2 separate regions of the Homo sapiens genome follow, and region 1 is linked to region 2. Evidence: read pairs that join two places in POLR2A ChIA-PET (ENCODE). Cell type or tissue: HepG2. All regions are shown on one strand. Each heading gives the region's core, and the rest is flanking DNA. Links, peaks and the distances in the headings are about the cores only. Region 1 has its middle 17 kb from the start of SRSF5. Region 2 holds the start of LOC100506358 (a long non-coding RNA gene).

Region 1 (11,422 bases), core at 2,812-7,811, 60 kb before region 2:
TTGCAAAGTTATAACTGAGACAGTGAAAAAAGATTTGACCTAACTGACTCCATCTTGCTCTTAACCTCCAAGCTGTCCTTGTTCATTCCTGGATATAGGCTGAACTAACTTTAAGAGGAACTTAGTTTATAGTTTAGCTTTGAAACAAAGATGGTAACAGTCCTTTCCCAAAACAAACCTCCTCATTGCCTGTGGACTAGGTTGCCTAGAGCTACAAGATCAGAAGTTATGGAAATCTTACTAAATTTAAGATGCAGATATTTTCATTAAAGCAATATAAATGTCTTATTTATTAAAAATCACACAAGCAAAGACCATTCTGTTTTTGGCTCAGTTTATAGTTTTGCTATAACCCCTGTGCCAAGTTTTGACACCTTCTATTGTTTGGCAGGGATAAGTATGAAATTGCTTGATTAATAAATGCAAACAAAGATGTACGCTGGCAATTCTTTTTGAGACGGATTTTTGCTCTTGTTGCCCAGGCTGCAGTGCAATGGTGCAATCTCAGCTCACTGCAACCTCTGCCTCCTGGGTTCAAGTGATTCTCCTATCTCAGCCTCCTGAGTAGCTGGAATTACAGGCACCTGCCACCATGCCCAGCTAATTTTTGTATTTTTAGTAGAGATAGAGTTTCACCATGCTGGCCAGGCTGGTCTCGAACTTCTGACCTCAGGTGATCCGCATGCCTTGGCCTCCCAAAGTGCAGAGATTACAGGTGTGAGCCACCACACCCAGGCTGTATGCTGGCAATTAAGACATTTCTAATATTACTTTACCAATAATTTTAAAGCTAGCTTATTCATTAAAGATTTTACTTAAGTTACATAAATTTAAAAAAGCATTTGACTAGTCTTTTCTTTTTTAGTAGCACTTTAATTTTTTTAAGCCAATTAATTAGAGCTCTTTTATGTATTATTTTAGTAGTAAAACATTGTGTATATAACACATAAATACACAGACATATTCGACATGCCAATGGAAGCACATTTTACAGATTCATAAAAATGCTTTTGGCTGGGCGTGGTGGCTCACACCTGTAATCCCAGCACTTTGGGAGGCTGAGGCAGGTGGATCACGAGGTCAGGAGTTCAAGACCAGCCTGGCCAACATGGTGACACCACATCTCTACTAAAAACACACACACAAAAAAAATTAGCGGGTGTGGTGGCACGTGCCTGTAATCCCAGCTATTCGGGAGGCTGAGGCAGAGAATTTCTTAAACCTGGGAGGCAGAGGTTGCAGTGAGTCGTGATTGTGCCACTGCACTCCAGCCTGGGCGACAGAGCAGTGGCTGGGGGTGGGGGGGTGCGGGGCGGGGAGGGGTTTCTTTTTTTTTTCCCTATCTTCGACTTTCAGATTCTTGGTAACCTGTTTTACAACCCTGGGCAGTTGTCAGCTAAATAGCCTTAAATTTGCATATTAAGGGAAGTCAAATAGTAAAATTTACATTATAAGGTGCAGAGAGAAAAATTTGGATTATAGAAATTATAAAGGCCTTTTAAATACACACACACACACACACACACACACACACACACACACACACACACACACACACCCTGCAGCTTTTATTTCAGAGCTTTTAGCCATGAGATAAATACAAATTTACTGGCTTGCAAAAAGAACTTGTTGGATCTAAACAATGGTTTTGTCTTAATAGAAAAATAACAGCAGATTTAGAGCAGGCAGAAAAGGACAGAGAAAAAGAGGACTTAGGAACTCTGTAGTTTGCAGGTCAACCTTAGGGCTCTTTTTCCTTAATATAAATGTGCACAAAGATCTTATTATTTTCATTTTACATAAACTTTGGCAAGTAGAGGTGCCATAAAATCTATGGAGTGCTGAAAAGGGGGTCATTCTCCTTGTTTTCTCCTCATTTTTAGATTGTTTCACGCTTCTTTTTATTTCTTAAAAGGAGCACCTGAGCTGTGGTCTAGGGTTTTTGTGTGGTAGATTGACATGTGCTGCTTGTTGGCAGGACTCCAGAGTCTGTCACCACTGAGTCGTTTCCATCCCTTTACGTGTCTCAGTTTCTCTCTCGAGAGGTCTATGACCTTGGAGAGGGCTCAGAATGCTGTGTCATCAGCCCTGATATACATTTCCTGGACAAGCCTTTTTTTTTTTGAGACGGAGTCTCACTCTGTTGCCCAGGCTGGAGTGCAGTGGCGCGATCTTGGCTCACTGCAACCTCCACTTCCCAGGTTCAAGTGATTTTCCTGCCTCAGCCTCCCGAGTAGCTGGGACTACAGGTGCGTGCCACCACACCCAGCTAATTTTTTGTATTTTTAGTCGAGACGGGGTTTCACCGTGTTAGCCAGGATGGTCTCAATCTCCTGACCTCATGATCCCACTCTCCTCGGCCTCCCAGAGTGCTGGGATTACAGGCGTGAGCCACTGCACCCGGCTAACAAGCCATTTTTAAAATTAATTTTTGCTGGGGATCTCCCAGCAGGGCTGCTGCACATAGCAGGGGGTCAGCCCCCTAGAGACTCTCACAAGGCCCCCAGTCACCCAGGAGTGCCTTTCAGCTGGAAGGAGCAAAATGCCCTTTCTCTTTGGAGCTGAGAAAACTCAGTCTCTTATTAACAGATGAAAACAGTTCAGTTCCTCATGCAAATACACACAGACAAACCAAATTAAGATTAAATTTAGGAGAAAACGCAATAAAGAAGACCCTTTAAAATGCATCTCTGAACTAGAATTAGGATAACAACTTTAGATGGGAACAAACAACAACAACAAAAAACCTCAACAATATGATGAGGAGAAATTAAGACCAGCTGGTTGTTAATCTTAACTTTAGCCAAGACAAACCCCAATTCGGTTACTTACCTAAGGAATGGGTCTCAGGCTGAAGACTGCTCTCTACCATCCTAGAAGCAGGGGAAAAGAACAACAACTCATCTTCCCTGTTAGAAGTGAGCTCAAACTCCATAAAGGAGTTACCTGCCTTCCATCATCAAAGAAGCAGAAAAAACTTGCTTTCCTTGTGTTGGAAGCGAATAAAACTCCAAAAAAAAAAAAAAAAAAAAAAAAGAGAGGAGTTGTACAGCAAAATAAACTTATGATCTCGACCACATTTTGAGAGATCAGAGATTCTCTGGAGGGGGTGCTCTCAGACCTCAGCAAATTGTCCTATTGATTTGAGGCATAAAGTTAGCTCATGCTGGTACCAAGCACTGATAGGAGATTTGTCAAAGGTCAGGGGCATCTCTACTCAGAATCCCTACATGGTTACCAACATGTGAACCCAGAAAATCTGAGACAGGTCTCAGGGGCCCAAGATATTTTCCTTTCACAATGGAAAACAAAACAAAGTCCAGGATCAAAGCCCTGACTGAGTCAAAAAAGAATTCTTAGATAAAGAAAGCAATGATTACGACAAAAAGAGAATCTTTTTTTTTTTTTTTTTGAGACGCAGTCTCGCTCTGTCGCCCAGGCTGGAGTGCAGTGGCGCGATCTTGGCTCACCTGCAAGCTCCGCCTCCCGGGTTCACGCCATTCTCCTGCCTCAGCCTCCCCAGTAGCTGGGACTACAGGCGCCCGCCACCAGGCCGGCTAATTTTTTGTATTTTTAGTAGAGACGGGGTTTCACCATGTTAGCCAGGTTGATCTCCTGACCTCTTGATCTGCCCGCCTCAGCCTCCCAAAGTGCTGGGATTACAGGCGTGAGCCACCGCACCCAGCCAAAAAGAGAATCTTTAGCTCTGGGAAGTTTGCTGGGAGTCTTAGGACAGGATCCTCTATGATGCTTTTTTCATTTGTTCGTTTTGAGACAGGGTCTCACCTGTTGCCAGGCTGTAGTGCAGTGGCACAATCCTGGCTCACTGCTGCCTCAATCTCCCAGGCTCAGGTGAGCCTCCCACCTCAGCCTACTGAGTAGCTGGGACTACAGGTGCATGCCACCATGCCTGGCTAATTTTTGTATTTTTTGTAGGGATGGGGTTTCATCATATTGCCCAGGCTGGTCTCAGTCTCCTGGGCTCAAGCAGTCTCCTGGGCTCAAGCATCTCACCCTCCCAAAGCACTGGGATTACAGGTGTGAGCCACCGTGCCTGGCTGTTTTTGTTATTTAACATCAATGACCTAGTGCTGAGAAAACTTGTTCTCTAAAATCATGGACAATGAGAAGTGTTGCTACCAGAAATTTTTTCAATGAACATGGAACATCCCATTTTACACTTCTAGCATATCTCAATTCAGACTAGCCACACTTCAAGTGCTCAAGAGCCACATCTGGCTTGTGGTTCCATATTGGCCAGCAAATATTTAAACATTCTTATTTTTTCTTTTTAAAATGTCTCTGCCCAAACCAGGCAAGGTGGCTCATACCTGTAATCCCAGCAGTTTGAGAGGTCAAGGTGGGAGAATTACTTGAACCCGCGAGTTTGAGACCGGCCTGGGCAACATAGCAAGAACTCATCTCCACAAAAAATAAAAAATTAGCTGGATGTAGTGGTATAGGCCTATAGTCCCAGCGACTTGGGAGGCTGAGGTGGGAGGACCACTTGAATCCAGGAGGTCGAGGCTGCAGTGAGCCATGATTGCACCACTGTACCCCAGCCTGGGTGACAGAGTGAGACTCTCTATCTCAAAAAAAAAGTCTCTGCCAAGAGAGAAATCTTTGAGTTCATTTCTTCTTCTTTTAGAAAGCCTCCTGCCTTGCAGCAAGTTTGAAACAAAACTTTGACATGTATTTGTAATCAGTGTGTCTGAAAAGTTGCTTTAACTGCTGGTGGGGAGTGGGGTGGGTTCCTGGAAATCTGCCTTTTAACAGCTGCTGCAGGTGATTCTTGTGCACACTTCAATTTCTGGATCACTCTTCTAACTAGTCCGTGTCACATTTACATCCAAGTTGGTGGCCAGCTGTGCATGGTGGACTGGGCCATGGCTGCTATTTTTAGGTAGCCTGGCTTCATAACCAGGTTCTACCATGTATAGTTGTGATCTAAACACATTACTTGACTCAGAGTCTTCATCTTTACTATGGGGATAACATCATTCTACTTCACAGTGTTGTGATAAGACCCATTAAACCCCACTGGTGCATACCTATAGTTTATTTATTTATTTATTTATTTATTTTTTGAGATGGAGTCTCGTTCTGTCACCCAGGGTGAAGTACAGTGGTGTGATCTCAGTCTCACTGCAGCCTCCACTTCCTGGGTTCAAGCAATTCTCCTGTCTCAGCCTCCCGAGTAGTTGGGACTACAGGCGTGCCTGGCTAATTTTTGTATTTTTAGTAGAGATATGGTTTCACCACGTTGGCCAGGGTGGTCTTGAACTCCTGACCCCTGGTGATCTGCCCGCCTCGGCCTCCCAAAGTGCTGGGATTACAGGCATGAGCCACTGCACCTGGCCAACAAACCCACAGTTTAAAAAGTTAGGGTGATAAGGAAAGACACATACTATGACCATCCCTGGGCATCTCCTCATAAGGAAGTGGGGAAAGATTTTTATAGGGTTTGGAGCTTATGCTGAATGATTTGGGAATGGAACAAGGGGAAGCAGGAGCAGCTCTGGATTGAGTGTCACAGTGAAGCAAGGACAGTTTGGCAGTTGTGTTTCTCAGGAATATTTGTTCAGGAGGCAGGAGAAACCAGGGTATCACTTGCATCTGTGGTTTGCATTATGTTGCTATTGGACAGTTCTAGTTTAGATAATCATTGCTAGACTAGAGACCAGGGAGAAAAAAAAGAATGTCTGGTTAAAGATTATCAGAGCCCTTCTAGAATTGGTGAAAGGTCATTAGGCTCCTCCCAAGGCCACACGTAGCTGGATGAGGCTCCTAGAAAGGGATCTTAAAACCATTAAAGTCTCTTAAAAATTTGCTCAGTTGTTTTGTTGGGAATGCAAAGTTCTTCCAGGAAGAAACAGCTATTTATACCAACCACAGCGCTCTACTCCAGCTTATGTTTGGGACAGTTTCTTTCAAAGACTTTAGAGAATCTGATTCCATGGGTTTAAGGAAGGCCTGGAAATTGCATTGTTAAGCAGACCTTCCAATGGGTCCAACTCTGGTGGGTCTCTGAGTTTGAGAATCAGTGACTTTGAAAGTGCTTCTATAGGCTTGGTGACCCACTGCAAAGAACGAAAGAGGTGCCCAAGAGAGGGCATGAAATGGCCCTTTAAGAAAAGCCATCTGCTTCACAGAATGTCATCTGATGAGGGAAGTCAGGGAGAGGATTTAATGTGAGGCCAGGTGTCTACACTGTCCCTGGGGCAGGGTAACTCCCGTAACACTCACCCTTTTAAGCCCACTTCCCTGTGTTAGTGTGTTGAGCTCCTTGGCTCAGGCCTGTGCTCTTCCAATCTTATTGTTCACCTACCCTTTAAGTGTCCAAGAGAGAATACAGTCATGGGTTCTTAGTTTCTGTTTCTGGTTGGACCAGTAAAGCCCCTTCCTCATCCCTCTTTTCTGCTTATCACTAGAGACAGAAACTAAAAACCCTGGCTTCAGGCTGCTAAAAGGCTAAAACAAAACAAAACAGTATTGACATTTCAGAATAAAGCTGTTATATCACTCTTTTAAATAAATCCCTTGAGACCTGCATACTGTCACCATTTTTTTCTTTTTTTCAAGAGACAGGGTCTTGCTATGTTGCCCAGGATGGGCTCCAACTTCTGGCCTCAAGTGATCCTCCTGCCTCAGCCTCCCAAAGTGCTGGGATTATAGGCATAAGCTACCATGCTTGGCCCCATCACAATTTGATACTGATGATGATCCATTTTATTATTTTTTAAATTTTATTATTATTATTTTTTATATTTTATAAAATATAAAATATATTTTTATATTTATTATTTTATTATTTTTTATATTTTATTATTTAAAAAAATTGTTTTAGAGACAGAGTCTCGTACTGTCACCTGGGCTAGAGTACAATGGTGTGATCTTGGCTCACTGAAACCTCTGCCTCCCAGGTTCAAGTGATTCTCCTGCTTCAGCCTCCCAAGTAGCTGGGACTACAGGTGCCTGCCACCATGCCTGGCTAATTTTTGTATTTTTAGTAGAGACCGGGTTTCACTATGTTGGCCAGGCTGGTCTCGAACTCCTGACCTCGTGATCTGCCTGCCTCGGCCTTCCAAAGTGCTGGGATTACAGGTGTGAGCCACTGCGCCTGGCAGATTCATTTTAATACATAGAAACCAGTTTCTCTAATATGACAGAAATTTATATCATTCCTTTTCCATTTGAACTCATTGTCATTCTACTTCACCTGCAGACTTTTATCACAATATAATGTTTTTATAGCTGAAAGTGTTTTAAAACTCCCTTTCATATTCTATGCATTAAAATTGTATATCTAAATGTATATAGTGAATTTTAATTTCCTATGAGCAAAACAACATAAACATAATAAAAATTTTGAGAATTATTTCATTTCCAAAGTAATTTTACTAGAAATACATCTCTTAATGAGGTAGATAGAGCTTTTAAAATACAACTGTGGATAAATAATGTTCATTGGGAGAAAGATATTTATACATGAAAGTGCTAAGGAACGTTTATATTAATATAAACAAGTATGTGGGGATGGATAGAGTTTTATTACAGCAATGTCACTCGATTTTTAAAATTCCTTGAATGATAAAAAATTATACTTGATACATTAGCCAGCAACTTGGTTATGTCTGTCTTTTTTTTTTTTTTTTTTTTTTTTTTTAGCTGGGCATGGTGGCAGGCACCTGTAGTCCCAGCTACTCAGGTGGCTGAAGGGGGAGGATCGCTTGAGCCCTGGAGGTTGAGGCTCAGTGAGCCATGATTGTGCCACTGCACTCCAGCCTGGGTGACAGAGCAAGACCTTGTCTCCAAAACAAGCAAAAAGATTGAAAACCATTTGATTTCTGAAAGGATTTGTTATCTTATCATGAGACTCACTGGCTTTCTCAATGCCACCCAATATTTCCAATTGTCCCTTTGTTTGGGGCCTCTGAGGTGCTTCTTTATCATCTGACAAAAAGAAAGGTAACCTCTCAGTCATCTTGAATCTCTGTCTGGAGGGGAAAGGGCTGTTAAAAAGGAGATACCTGGGTCAGGCGCAGTAGCTCATGCCTGTAATCCCAGCACTTTGGGAGGCTGAGACAGGCAGATCACCTGGGACTAGGAGTTCAAGATCACCCTGGCCTTGAATATGATGAAACCCCATCTCTACTAAAAATACAAAAGTTAGCTGGGCATGGTAGTGTGCGCCTGTAATCCCAGCTACTCAGGAATCTGAGGCATGAGAATTACTTGAACCAGGGAGGTGGAAATTGCACCACTGCACTTCAGCCTGGGTGACAGAGTGGGACTCTGTCTCAAAAAAAAAGAGACACCTGGACCACGGGAGAGTTCACCATCAAATCAAATTAGGAAAGAGTTCTTTTCAAAGTGGAGGATCTAGAATAGTAGGTGGGTCCCTTAAAATGGAATTCCAAGTACCCCTTGGAAAGTCATGCTGTGTTCCCCAGGGGTTCACATACCCCAGGCATTCACACACAGGCATGCTGAGCAGAGCAGGTGCCATGGTTAAGAGCTTGATGTAAAGATAACCTTGACCTCCTGGAGAGGAGGTGGAAGCTGCTTTTCATAACCCAGAGCTGCCTTGCCATTCTGCTTTTTCCCTTTAGAGAGAATGTCTCCTTGGCCTTATTTCCTCTTGTGTAGCAAATTCCTTTCTTAAACTTCTCTGGATATGTCCTTAAGTTTTTATTCAGCCTACATCTAGAGTTTTTTTTTTTTTTGAGACCGGGTCTCACTCTGTTACCCAGGCTGGAATGTAGTGGCACGATCACAGCTCACTGCAGCCTCGACCTTGTGAGCTCAAGCGATCCTCCCATCTCCGCCTCCTGAGTAGCTGAGACCACAGGTACAGACCACCATGCCTGACTAATTTTTGAATTTTTTGTAGAGGTGAGGTCTCATTATGTTGCCTGGGCTGGTCTTAAACTCCTGGGCTCAAGTAAACCTCCAACCTTGGCCTCCCGAAGTGCTGGGATTACAGGCATGAGCCACTGTGCTCAGCCCTACCTCCAATATTTATTTGTTTGAAACATAGTAAAAGTTTGAGGCTCTTTGGGATAAAATGCTTGGGTTCGAATGCATACTTGCTGTTGAAATTTGGATCCATCCCTTCCTTCCTTCCTTCCTTCCTTCCTTCCTTCCTTCCTTTCTCTCTTTCCTTCTTTCTTTCCTTCCTTTTTTCTTTCTTTCGGCAGCAATCCTCCCATCCCAGCCCCCCTGTAGCTGGGACTACAGGCACGTGCCACCACGCCTGACTAATTTTTTGTAGAGATGGGGTTTCACCATGTTGCCCAGGCTGATCTCAAACTCCTGAGCTCAAGCAATCTGCCTGCCTCAGCCTCCCAAAGTGCTGGGATTACAGGCGTGAGCCACCACACCCTGCCTGGAAGTTATTTTCTAAGCCTCAGTCTCCTCTTATGAAAGCTTGTTGTGTTTTGGGGAAGTAGGTGGTTTAATGCAAAGTTCTGAGCATGTGTCAGGAACAGTAAGCACTTGATAAATGTGAGTTATTATTATGGGTATGTGGTCTAAATTTGGTCTATCTTTTAAATCTGCCCAGGACAGGAAATGCTTATAAAATGCTTTGAGACTCAAAAGATAAATCACTGTAATCATCATGCTACTCTGCTCCTTATTAGCCCTATTTTACTGGGGAAGGTTGAGTAAGATAGGCATGTGCTGAGTTAGGGCTGTGGGGAGTGTCAGTGCCTCAGAAACTAAGCAGGGCATCCACAGTGTCTGAGCCCCTCAGCCTAAACTCGGTTTCCATTTTAGCCTCTGCTTCCCTGGCCAAGGCGCTCAACTCCACTCTGTTCACTCCTCCATTCCACCCCAGAGTTGACCTTGGCCCATTGGAAGAGCTCTTGGGCTTGAATCCTACACTGTCACTAATAGTTATTGAGCTTGGGAAAGAAACTTCTCAAAATATATTTCCTCTACCGTAAAACAGGATTAGCAGTACCTCTCTTAGGGCTGTTGAGGGGGTCAAATGAAAGAAGCCTATGGAACTCCTTGAACAGTACCTGGGCATGTATCAGCCCTCCAATTATTCCTGAATGTTACAATTACAGTAGGTAACCATTAGGAAATCTTCTTGTGCCTAATCATGCAAGGAAGATAGGCATGACCCAGGCAGATAAGACGGTTTCACATGTCTTTGCCAAAGCAGGGCCTAGTGCTGGAAGATAAAGCGGGTTTGGCCTGCTTTGGTGAAAGGTTGGTGGGTGCTTGGGAATTTAATCTAGGGCAGTCAGGGCCATTTTGAAATGGAGCTGCTTGTTTATTCAACATTTGGGATTTCACCTTTGTTGACAATAATACTGAGAAACATCATCCTCATCTATGAGGTGAGCTCTTTGGCAGCCATGTTTGTACCATGTGACCTCATCTTTGATTGGACCAGAATAGACACCTTACCTAAACGGGGCCAATCAGGTTTTCCTTTCCAGGGAACTTGGAATTGAGACTCACATGCTCATTCTGGGATCTACCTTTTTTTTTTTTTTTTTTTTTGTGAGACAGAGTCTTGCTCTTTGCCCAGGCTGGAGTGCAGTGGTGTGATCTCGGCTCACTGCAACCTCCGCCCCCCGAGGTTCAAGTAATTCTCCCACCTCAGCCTCCCGAGTAGCTGGGATTACAGGCGCCTGCCACCATGCCTGGCTAATTTTTGTATTTTTAGTAGAGACGGGGTTTCACCATGTTGGCCTGGCTGGTCTTGAACTCCTGACCTCAGGTGATCCTCCTGTCTTGGCCTCCCAAAATGTTGGGATTACAGGTGTGAGCCACTGCACCCGGCTGGGATCTACTTTTGAATGGAAGGGATATGAAAACTGGGTGATAGGGTGTGGTCATCTTCTCCCATATGGATTGAGAGGCAAGGAAAGCCAAGCTGCAGGAGGTGAGCAAATGACATAAAAAAACAGAGGAGGGAGGTGGAAATTGTATGTATCTGAGTTCTTGACAGTTCCCACTTCCTGTTTCAGACTCCTCCTCAGGCCTGAGCACATTCTGACCTTTGGATTTCATGAGACACTTCTGAATCCTTAACAATAAATCCATTTTTGATTGCTTACACTGGATCATGTTGTATGTTAAGCTATTTTGCTCTCAAGTTACAGAAGCCAACTTGAGCCATCTTAAGCAGAGAGAGGAAATTAGTGGAAGGTGCTGGGGGCATCTCATGAGATCTGGGAGGTTTAAACAACCCAATTTTAGGAGGTGCTGGTACAAGGGCAGCCCTGGGTACTTCAGCCACAGATGGGAAAGCCACCTTTCTTCTCACCTGCTGTCATTAAGATGCTTCACCTTTGGGCCTCTCAGTTCAAAACTGCAAATTCATAGGGTAGACAGAAACGCATTGTTCTATGATGAGACAATTAGTAATGAGTAGGGGTAGCTTTAGACAGCAGAGACATAG
Region 2 (11,422 bases), core at 2,366-7,365:
AAATGCAATGTATAATTGGATACTGGGTTGGAATAGTATTTAAAAACATTTTTTGAGGTAATTGGGGAAATTTGAGTATAGATTATATATTAGATGATATTATAAAGTTATTGTTAAATTAGTATGGTTGCTATGGTCTGACTGCTTGTGCCCCCCTAAGATTCATATGTTGAAACCTAATCACCAATGTGATGGGAGGTGGGGTTGTTGGGAGGTGATTAGGTCATGGGGGCAGAGCTCTCATGAATGGGTTTTGTGGCCTTATAAAAAAGGACCCATAGAGCTGCCTTGCCCCCTCCACCATCTAAGGGCACAGCAAGAAGGTACCATCTGTGAACCAGAAAGTAGGCCTTCGACAGACACTGAATCGTGGGTGTCTTGATTTTGGACTTCCCAGCCTCTGGAACTGTGAGAAATAATTTTCTGTTGTTTACAAGCTACCCTGTCTATGGTAATTTATTCTAGCAATTCAAATGGTCTAAGATAGGGGTTATATAGTGGAATGTTTTTATTTTAGGAGGTGCAGACTAAAGTTTTTGTGGTTGAAGTGTTCTGATGTCTACAATCTATTTAAAAATGATTTGGAAAAATGCATGTATGTATTGTTTGTGAGTATAGAGACAGTGAAAGCACATAGAGCAAAATAATAATAATTGGTGAATCTATATGAAGTATATGATATATGGCTGCTCATTGTATTATTCTTTCAACATGTCTGTAGCTCTGCAAGTTTTCCAAATGAAAAGTTGAAAGGAAAAAGAACATAGGGATGAGATTGTGAGATAACAGAATGAGATGAAGCATGGGTGGGCAGAACTCAGATCAAAGTATCAGAGAAATAAGGATGAAATGGAAGGGGTGCAAATAATAGGCAATTAAAAAAACCACAGCAAGGGACAAAAATATAATTTTCTGAAATAGAGACATTAATTTATATTATGTATCAGAGAAAATTAATGCAGGAGAGCCAACCTAGAGATGTGTCCTAGTAAAGTTATTAAACTTCAAAGATAACTAAGCAAAATGATCAAGTCACTGAGGGGCGGGGGAAGCAGGCTTGTTTCCGAGTTCCGTGCAGCAATATTCAATGTCAGAAGAAAGTCATGCAATACTTAAAAAAGATGTCCAAGGGAAAAAAAAGTGTTACACATGGAGTTCAAATCCAGCCAAATTATCCTTCAACCATAAAGACTACAGATATCCTCGATCATAAAATAATTCAGGGGATGTCGATTCTTTGAATCTTTCTTGAAGAAACAATCAGAGGATGGATGCCAGCCAACAAAGAGATAACTGAGGACATTATAGAAAAAAGACTGGAGGCAACTTTGAATATATGTAATGTAGACTAAAGCAAAAATAATTCCACACTTTAGAGTAATTGAAAATAATGTAAAAATGACATGTCCTGACAATGTATAAATACATGCACTGAACAAATACTCGTGGAGGAAGGGGGAAAGTAGGTGAGAGGTAGATTAAGGTAACTGATTGTTACATCTGTAATAAGTGGGAGTCAAAAAATATTACTCAAGACTGACAAACCAAGTAATAGAAGCATACACATTTTTAATAGTACAAAATGAAACTCAGAGAAAGATGTTCTCTTTGGTAGGAGAGAGGAGGAAGAGAGGAAGAGGAAATGTGCTTTTTTTTTCATTGTTCCTAGGCACTAATAGACATTTCTTGAATAATAGAAAACTAGAGGTATTTTTTAAAAGTTTTATTATAAAAGTAACAGAGCAAAAATGAAAACCTATTGAAATTTGAAAATAATTATTCACAGCAACAAAGACAACAGACTACATAGTGAATGTTTTTAAAAAACTAAACAAAAATAGAACATAATGTTACTATGTTAGAACTAACGCTAATTTATTTGACATATGAATAGATGTTGAAATAGGCTTAACTCACCTATTAAAATAAACAATATTTCAGAGTATTCTTAGGCAACACCCACCTTCATGCTGAGCTCAAGCAAGTGAGCACCTACAATAAGTGTTTTCAGAAAGGTTGAAAATAGGCCAGGTGCAGTGGCTCATGCCTGTAATCCCAGCACTTTGGGAGGCCGAGGTGAGTGGATCACTTGAGGTCAGGAGTTTGAGACCAGCCTGGGCAATATGGTGAAACCCCATCTCTACTAAAAATAAAAAAATTTTCCAGGCATGGTGACACATGCTTGTAATCCCAGCTACTCAGGAGGCTTCGAAGCAGAAGAATTGCTTGAACCCGGGAGGCAGAGGTTGCAGTGAGCTGGGATTGCGCCATTGCACTCCAGCCTGGGTGACAGAGCGAGACTTCATCTTAAAAAAAAAAAAAAGGTTGAAAATAAAAGTACATACAAAGATAGGTGAGGCAAATGCAAAACAAAACAAAAGACAAACAAAAGAAAGCCCAGGTCATAATTTTAATATCACACTAGATGGAGATGAAGAAAGTCACTTTAAGGTGGGGTGCTGTGGCTCATGCTCGTAATCCCAGTGCTTTGGAAGGCTGATGTGAGAGGGTCACTCCAGCCCAGGAGTTCAAGACCCACCTAGGTAACATAGACCCTGTCTCTACAAAACATTAAAAAAAAAAATTAGCCAGGAGTAGTGTTGCATAACTGTAGTCCCAGCTATTCAGGAGGCTGAGCTGGGAGGATCACTTGAGCCAGGGAGGCTGAGGCTGCAGTGAGCAGTGATAGAGCTACTATACTCTAGCCTGGGTGATAGAGCCAGACTCTGCCTCAAAAAAAAAAAAAAAAAAAAGAAAGAAAGTCACTTTATAATACTTAAGGATGGAATCCACAATGAATACAACAGTTCTGAATATCTATGTACCAAATAGCAAAGCACAACATTCATAAAGCTAAAATTATAAGAGATACAGGGGGTAAAAACAGACAAACAAATGGTAGGAAACTTTAATTCACCCATCACAGTCAATGATGGATCAACTGAAAAAAAATAATTAGGATATAGAAAAAACCTAAATATCATATTTAGAAAAGCAGATACAGGTTTACAATATCTTTTCCAAAACTCTCTATAGTTTTTCAAAGTGTGGAAAGCTGATATAGTACATATACTGAATATTATGTAATATCTTAATTGGGGTTCATAATGAAACACATTGATATTTTCTGCAGTGAACCATATGATGCGGGAAGCAAAAACCATAACTAGTCTTACATCAGTTTAGAACAGAGTTTGCTGTCAAAAGGAGTTACAAAAAAAAGTTTAGAAATCAGAACATTTTGGATTTAGGATATTTCAGAGTTGGGAAGGTGACTCTGTGTTGGGCTCCACATAAGGAAAAATTTCAACCTAGAACTGTCTAAAAAAGAAATGAAGTCCCTTGGAAGTGCCTGCCACTGGGGCTCAGGTGGGTGGGAGACATTCAAGCAGAGATGACCATTTTTTCAGGCGACTCAAGTACCAAGTAGAGAGTTGGACAAGGAGACTACCAAGTTATTTTCTCACCTGGGATTCTAGGGTTAGACTAGCTGGAAAGTGGTGGGTTAGAGAAGGGGGATGAGCAGAATGGGTTCATACAATCCTATGCGTTGTCTCTTAGGTATCTGTCAAAATTAAAGCAAAATGGTACTGATCCAGTGTTCCAGCATGTGGTTGGGAAATGCGTATACAAGCTACTAACTCAGTGAAGATGGCAGACAAGTTGCTTTTTACAAGCTCTTAGAGGATGGATCCCATTCCAAAGTAGGCGTAAAATATGCTGAAAAGTGGCTGGGCGCGGTGGCTCATGCCTGTAATCTCAGAAATTTGGGAGGCTGAGGAGGGTGGATCACCTGAGGTCAGGAGTTCGAGACCAGCCTGGTCAACATAGTGAAACCATGTCTCTACTAAAAATACAAAAATTAGCTGGGTGTGGTGGCACATGCCTGTAATCCCAACTACTCGGGAGGCTGAGGCAGAAGAATCACTTGAACCTGGGAGGCGGAGGTTGTAGTGAGCTGAGATTATGTTATTGCCCTTCAGCCTGGGCAACAAGAACAAAACCCCGTCTCAAAAAAAAAAAAAAAAGTGCTGAAAGGTAGGGTAGCAAGTGGGGCTTTGAAGGGACAGCAAGCTTGTCCCCTCACTTCCTATGGCTGAAGCAGCAATATCACTCAGTGAGTACTTCTGAACTCTCTCTGTGCCATCAAGCACATTTGTAAATTTCTGAATTTGGTGCTGCATAGCTGGGGGCCACAGCAGGTTTAGGCGGTCAGTGAATACTGACAATAGAGAGCTTGGCCCATTTCTGAGAGCTGATAGGTCAGGTGGATGCTGGCGAGAAAAGGCAGTGGCAAGTGGAGGGCATTAGGCCTTTCTTGGGCCATAATTGGCTGATTTGATGATTATGAGCGAGGACTGGGGAATGGGGAAGGTCATTGCTGCTGGCTGCCGCTACCTGCCACGTGTCAGTGATGTTTTCTGGGTGCATGGGTTTCCTGACCCTTGTTGGGTTGCTTTACTGCTTTTTAAAACTTCCAAAGGACTCACCCTGCCTTCTTGGGAACAACTATCAGTGTTTGATGACTTTTGCTGAGGGAGCTCTTTCAATTATCTTCCTGGAATCACGCCAGTTGTGATTACTGCCACACTCTCTATGGTTCCACCACTCAGCCTGGAAAATGGTGAGGCTGGTGGAGTGGAGGTCAGCTACCCTCTGAAGCACTTCTTTCCCCCTTGCAACTTTAAGCAAACATTCCATGGCCAGAAGGGAGCAAAGTCTGTAGGAGGGCAGAGAGCAGCAGGACTCACCCGGTCAGAAGTCCTTTAAAACATTGATTTCTCTTCAGCTTGAACAAAACAATATGAGTTGCATTATGGAGGAGGCAGAAAATGAAGATAAGCACAAAAAAGAAAACAAAAATCTCACCACGCAGAGATAAGTGCTATTCATGGTTTAGTCTGACTGTTTACAACTGGGTTCCTAGATGTCCTGGGGTTCTATGGAGGTGCTTCTAAGACGCCTTAAATACTTAGAATTTAACCAAAGAATGGCCGGGTGCAGTGGCTCATGCCTGTAATCTCAGCACTTTGGGAGGCCGAAGCAGGTGGATCACCTGAGGCCAGAAGTTCGAGACCAGCCTAGCCAACATGGTGAAACTCCATTTCTACTGTAAATACAAAAAAAAAAAAAAAAAAAAAAAGGCCAGGCGCGGTGGCTCATGCCTGTAATCCCAGCACTTTGGGAGGCCGAGGCAGGTGGATCACGAAATCAGGAAATCGAGACCATCCTGGCTAACATGGTGAAACCCCATCTCTACCAAAAAAAAAAAAAAAAAAAAAAAAGCCGGGCCTAGTGGCCAGTGCCTGCAGTCCCAGCTACTCAGGAGGCTGAGGCAGGAGAATGGCATGAACCCGGGAGGCGGAGGTTGCAGTGAGCCGAGATCGCGCCACTGCACTCCAGCCTGCGTGATAGAGTGAGACTCCATTAAAAAAAAAAAATTAATCAAAGTAGAAAATATTTTGACCACATAAAAATGGCAATAACCAAAAAAATAACAGCAACCTTGGGGCAAACAGCAGTCTTATGGAGACCACCAGCATGTGATCGTGTGTGTCTCTGCCAGCCTCAGCCCAGCTCCTCCTGCTGTCCCTGGGTGGTTATTTGCACTTGTCATGAATGTGCCTTGGTTGGAAGGCTGGAGCCCTGCAGACCCACAGGTCTATCAGAGGGCTCAGGGCCTTACCTTCTGTATGTTCACCTCATGAGGAAATCGTGGGGTGTGTAAGAAGTGAATTTGTAACACATCGTGGTGTGATTCCATTGTATTATGGATCACTTTAGCACCTGTCTTTTATTTTTATTATTGAGGTATGGTAAATACCTCTTAATAGAAATACATTTCAGTAAGTGGCAGGATACAGAATGCTGAGTACTAACCTTCCCCACCCCAAGCCCACAATATCCTGTAACCTGTGGCCCCTCAGCTACCTGGCTGGGAAGTTCCCTCATGCCTTTAGAGGAGGATTTCAGAAATGTGGAGAGAAGGAAGCATGAGGATACTCAGCTTTTTCATTGAAACTGAAAGCAGAGGAAAGTACTGATAGCTTTCAAGACCAGAATCTAGGCCAGGTGTGGTGGCTCATGCCTGCAATCCCAGCACTTTGGGAGGCCAAGGCAGGAGGACTGCTTGAGATCAGGAGTTTGAAATTAGCCTGGGCAACATAAGGAGACCCCATCTTTACAAAACAATGAAGAATTAGCTGGGCTTGGTGGCGTGTGCCTATTGTTCCAGCTACTTGGGAGGCTGAGGCAGGAGGATCCCTTGAACCCAGGAGGTGGGGGCTACAGTGAGCCATGATGGCACCACTACACTCCATCCTTGGCAACAGAGTGAGACTCTGTCTCAAAACAACAACAACAACAACAACAAAAACAAAGACCAGAATCTAAACAGTTGTCTAAACAGCAAAAGAAGAGCTGGGTTGGGGAAGGGAAGAGAATCAGAGGGAAAGCTGGAGAGAAACAAAGTTCCTGCACCCTGACCTACTATCCCACCCAAGGTCACAATCCTGGGTTGGAGACAGTCACCAGAATAAATGTGGGGACTCTGAGGCCAGAGAAGACCTGTGCTCCTTCCCAAGCATGGCCTGGGGAAGTTGGCTGAGATCCTGGAGTACCCTGTCTGGTCAGCTGTCATTGTGTCTGACGACTGCTGGATGGAGCATTGGGGCAGAGAGGCCACAAGTTGGCAAAGTCCTCCTCCTTGAGACTCCCGTGGCTCAATAGGTACAGGGAGCCAAAGGCCCGTGGGACGTGACCAACTCAGCATTCCACTGAGTCTATATGATCAAACAGCAAACTGTTTATCATGAATACAGAATGTGGGCAAACTCACGACCGCGCCTGCCCCAGAAGGTTTGCTGAGGGCAATCACTTCCTGGCGCCAAGCTCCTTGAGGTTATCTACTGGGACATCTAGAGAATGCAGTCTTGTGAGACTACTCTGGACGAGCAGCTGACCCCTTCTTCCACCCCCCTTCTCACTATCTCTTTTGCCTAATAAATACGGAGGGCTGTGTAAAGGTCAGGGCCCTTGTCCACTAGAGGCAAGGTGCCCCCTGACCCCTTCTTCCAAATATACGCTTTTGTCTTTTATTCCTGCATTCGCCCGCTTTGTTCAGTCCCCCTAGGTCCATGTGGGTTACATAGTGGCGCCGCAGAACAGGGACTTCAAGGACGTAAACGAAGAAGGTCTGCTGGAGCAGAGGAACTGAAATTGAGAAGGTGAACGGGGACCCCAGGCCGAGTCTGCCGACAGGGATATAAGGTCGGTGCCCTAAAGAGGTACTGGGAGCAGTGCTTTAAAGAAGTACTAGGAATGGGAAGTTTTCTGAATCAGGGTAACATGAGTCAGAATTTGTCTGTTGGAGAAAAACATTATGTGCAGTTGCTTAAAGTTTTGTTGAAACAAACTGGTGCTCAGGTCAGTTCTCAGACATTAAGATGCTGCCGGAGGTTATTACGCATAACCCATGGTTTCCACAGGCACTCTTGATGTGGAAAATTGGGATAGAGCAGAAGGATTAAAACAGGCTCATCAAAAAGGTTTTAAAGTTGATTCTTCAGTTTTTTCCACTCAGAGTTCAGTTCGTACTGTACTTCTGCCATTATCTCATTATTATGCGGGGTAGCAGGCTGAATCTAAAAATCTGAAAGAATCTGTTGTCCCACCCACAGATCCAATTGAAAATAAAAGACAGGAGAGGGAGAATAAAAATTGGCCTATACCACCTCCTCCAGTTGCAGAAACATCTGTACTGCCTCCTTTGGTGGCAAAAATAGAGACCCCCCAATACAGAGAATTTATGCTCTGCTGTCATAGCCGGAGAGCCCTTAGGACCTTGTGCTTTTCCTATTTCCGTAACGCCTGATCCAAATAATCCGCAGCAGGTTATTCACGAACACACTCCACTAGAGTTTAAGTTGTTAAAGGAATTAAAAGCGAGTGTGGTAAATAATGGCATACAGAGCCCATTCACTTTAGGATTGCTAGAATCAGTGTTTGGTGTCATACATCTTTTACCCTTTGATGTGAAACACTTGGCGCGAACTTGCTTGTCTGCGAGTGCATAGCTGATGTGTAATTTCAATTGGCAAGAAAAGTGTGCAGAGCAGGCTAGACAGAACTGTGCTGCTGGAAACGGAGACATTACAGAGGATATGCTATTGGGTAATGGCCCTTATTCAGACCTGGAACGTCAAATGGCACTCCCAGACGCTGCTTATCAGCAGTGCGCATAGGCCACTAAATGCACTTGGGCCACAATTCCTGAAGAGGGAGTCCCAGTACAATCCTTTTTACATATCATGCAAGGGTCATAGGAACCCTATGCACAGTTTCTTTCAAGATTACAAGACGCAGTGAAGCGTCAGATTCCTCATACCATGGCTGCAGAAATGCTAACCTTAACTCTAGCTTTTGAGAATGCAAACACGGATTATAAAAGTGCACTGGCACCTGTGAGATGTACAAAAAACTTGGGAAATTTTCTCAGAGCTTGTCAAGATGCAGGAACTGAGCTTCATCGCTCTTCAATGTTAGCTGAAGCAATGGCTAATTTAGTAGTTGACAAATCTAAAAGGAGCCAAGGGTCAAGCTCTAAAATGGGAAAATGTTATAATTGTGGAAAAACTGGACATTTAAAAAAGGAATGCCACCAGATCTCAGGACAGAAAGGATCTTACAATGCAGTTCCCCCATCAGCGGAAAAAACGCCAGGACTTTGTCCTCGCTGTAACAAAGGAAATCACTGGGCTAATCACTGCTGCTCAAAATTTCATCGGAATGGCACCCCCCTGTCGGGAAATGAGATGGGGGCCTGGACTTGGGTCCCACAAACAGTGAGGGCATTCCCAGTCCAGACCTTAACCCCGTTTTAGGCATGGGTTCCTGGAGGCACATTGATTCCATCACCCCAGGAACACCAGGAAGTGCAGGATTAGATCTACCTGCCAGAGAAAGAATCACATTAGTTGGGGGAGACAAACCCATCAAAGTTCCCACTGGTATTTGGGGAACTTCACCAGCAGGATACATGGGACTAATTTTAGGCAAAAGCCGCCTTAACTTGCAAGGCATGACTGTAGTCCCAGGAGCTGTTGACTCTGATTATGAAGGAGAAACTCAAGTAGTTTTAATGTCACAAGATCTTTGGGTTTTTGAACTGGGAGAATATATTGCTCAATTATTGCTTATTCCCTGCAAATTACACCCTTCTCCATGAAAGGAGAAACGAGGAAATAAAGGGTTTGGGAGCACAACTACATGGGAAATCTATCTATCCCGACCCATAGCCTCTAATAGACCCACCTGTGTAGTACAAATTAAAGGAAAGAAATTTTATGGGCTTATGGATACGGGAACTGATGTATCAGTAATATCTAAAGACAATTGGCCCACATCCTGGCTCTTGCAATTAACTTCTACATCCCTAGTGGAAGTAGGAACAGCTCAAAGTGTTCAACAGAGTGCTGAGATTTTACCTTGTCTTGGTCCGGATGGGCAGTCATGTACTTTTCAGCCTTATGTTGCAAATATAGCTATCAGTTTATGGGGCTGAGACTTACTTACAGCATGGGAGATGAGACTTACAAATGAAAACTTTGATAACCCAGGATTTAAAATGTTGAAGGACATGGATATCAGAGTGAAAAAGGTTTAGGGAAATTCCTACAGGAAAATCCTAACCTGATATCAGTAACTGGCAAAACAGATAGAAAAAGGCTAGGAAATCAGGATTTCTGACAGAGGTCATTGATATTTCTCCCCTGCCCACTGCCTTACCATTAGAATGGCTTAGTGACAAACCTGTGCGGGTGGATCAATGGCCCCTAACACAGGAGAAGCTAGATACCTCTGGTGCTTCAGCGCAATGCTGAGAGCTAATTACAGTCATTCAGGTTTTACAGCTCACAGCTTCAGATCCTATCAACATTGTCTGTAATTCAGCTTATGTTGTAAACGTAGCCAGTCACATTCACATGGAAACTGCTACAGTTAAAAGTACACTAGACCCAGAACTGCTTAATTTGTTTCACTTATTCTCAAATGCTGCATGCTACATGCCAAACAGGTGAGACAGCTGGTCATGTACAGTGACATTGTCTGTCATCATTTGCTCATATGGGGATACTTAAACAATTAAAAACTGACAATGGACTCGCTTATACTAGTCATGCTTTTCAAAATTTCTTATAGCTTTGGGCTATAACCCATAAAATAGGAATTCCTTATAATCCTAAAGGACAAGGCATTGTAGAGCAGGCACATTGAACATTACAACACATGTTGAAAAGACGAAAGGGGTATAGGAGGCCAACTACCACCTCAATCAAAACTACATTTAGCCTTATTTACTTCACATTTTTGGACTCCTGGTACAGATGGTAAGACTCCAGCAGAAAGACATTGGCAAGTGTTAGAGGAAAAGAGGAAAGTTTATCTGAAAGCATTATGGAAATCCCTGGAAGGACAATGGAAAGGTCGGGTGGATTTACTGACGTGGAGAAGAGGGTATGCTTGTGTTTTCACAGGAGATGGACAAGCCGTGTGGGTGCCCTCAAGGTGTGTGCAACCATGGAATGGGAGACTGGAGGAACCCAGGGTGGCCAACCATGGGTCCGGTCCCTCTGGTGTGAGCCATGAGCCAGCTGAGCCTGAGTGCGAAGACGGAGAGAAGGCCGACCACAGTCATGACATCAACCCCCATAACCTGGGGACAACTCAAGAAAACCACACAGGAGGCTGAGAAACTACTGGAGCACCAGGGACAGTCTGTAAAGTTGGATGGACCATCAATGGGAAAATGAGAGCTGCCCACCCTGGCCTTACACTCCTTCAATTAATACATAAACAGAAAGGAGGATATACAGAGAGCCAAAGGCCCATGGGACGTGACCAACATTCCACTGAGTCTATACGATCAAACAGCAAACTGTTTATCATGAATACAGAATGTGGGCAAACTCATGACTGTGCCTGCCCCAGAAGGTTTGCTGAGGGCAATTGCTTCCTGACGCCAAGCTCCTTGAGGTTATCTATTGGGACATCCAGAGAATGCAGTCTTGCAAGCCTACTCTGGACCGAGCAGCTGACCCCCTCTTCCACTTCCCTTCACACTATCTCTTTTGCCTAATAAATACGGAAGGCTGTGTACAAGGTCAGGTCCCTTGTCCACTAGAGGCAAGGTGCTTCCTGACCCTTCTTCCAAATATACTCTTTTGTCTTTGTCTTTTATTCCCGCATTTGCCTCCTTTGTTCAGTTCCCCTAGGTCCTTGCAGGTTACAAATGGGCAAGCAACTGGCTGGTTTGGAAGGGACTTCTGGGCTGGGATAAGAAGAAGCATAGTGCAGGACTCAGGAATGGGATTAGGGAAGGAGTGTTCTGGGCGGAGGGAACAAGTGGAGCGGGCCTGGTTTG

What was found. Peaks named below come from ENCODE experiments on the same cell type or tissue, not always from the same donor. Only the 100,000 strongest peaks of a DNase experiment are listed, where the experiment ranks them.
Region 1: POLR2A ChIA-PET joins it to region 2 with 6 read pairs; 10 of 35 experiments call an interaction of 5 or more read pairs at or near these places.

Annotation. Positions count from the first base shown.
Region 1 is chr14:69,744,491-69,755,912 of GRCh38, forward strand. No RefSeq gene overlaps it. Among named protein-coding and RNA genes, the nearest start is that of SRSF5, 17 kb to the right of the region's middle. In HepG2, for the core only: no CTCF peak of the experiment used is centred there; a DNase peak (open chromatin) is centred at 5,671.
Region 2 is chr14:69,804,730-69,816,151 of GRCh38, forward strand. It overlaps LOC100506358 (a long non-coding RNA gene), which reads left to right and starts at 7,031. Exons shown (of 2, transcript NR_149012.1): 1 at 7,031-7,269; 2 at 10,536-11,238. In HepG2, for the core only: no CTCF peak of the experiment used is centred there; a DNase peak (open chromatin) is centred at 4,712; H3K4me3 peaks cover 459 bases.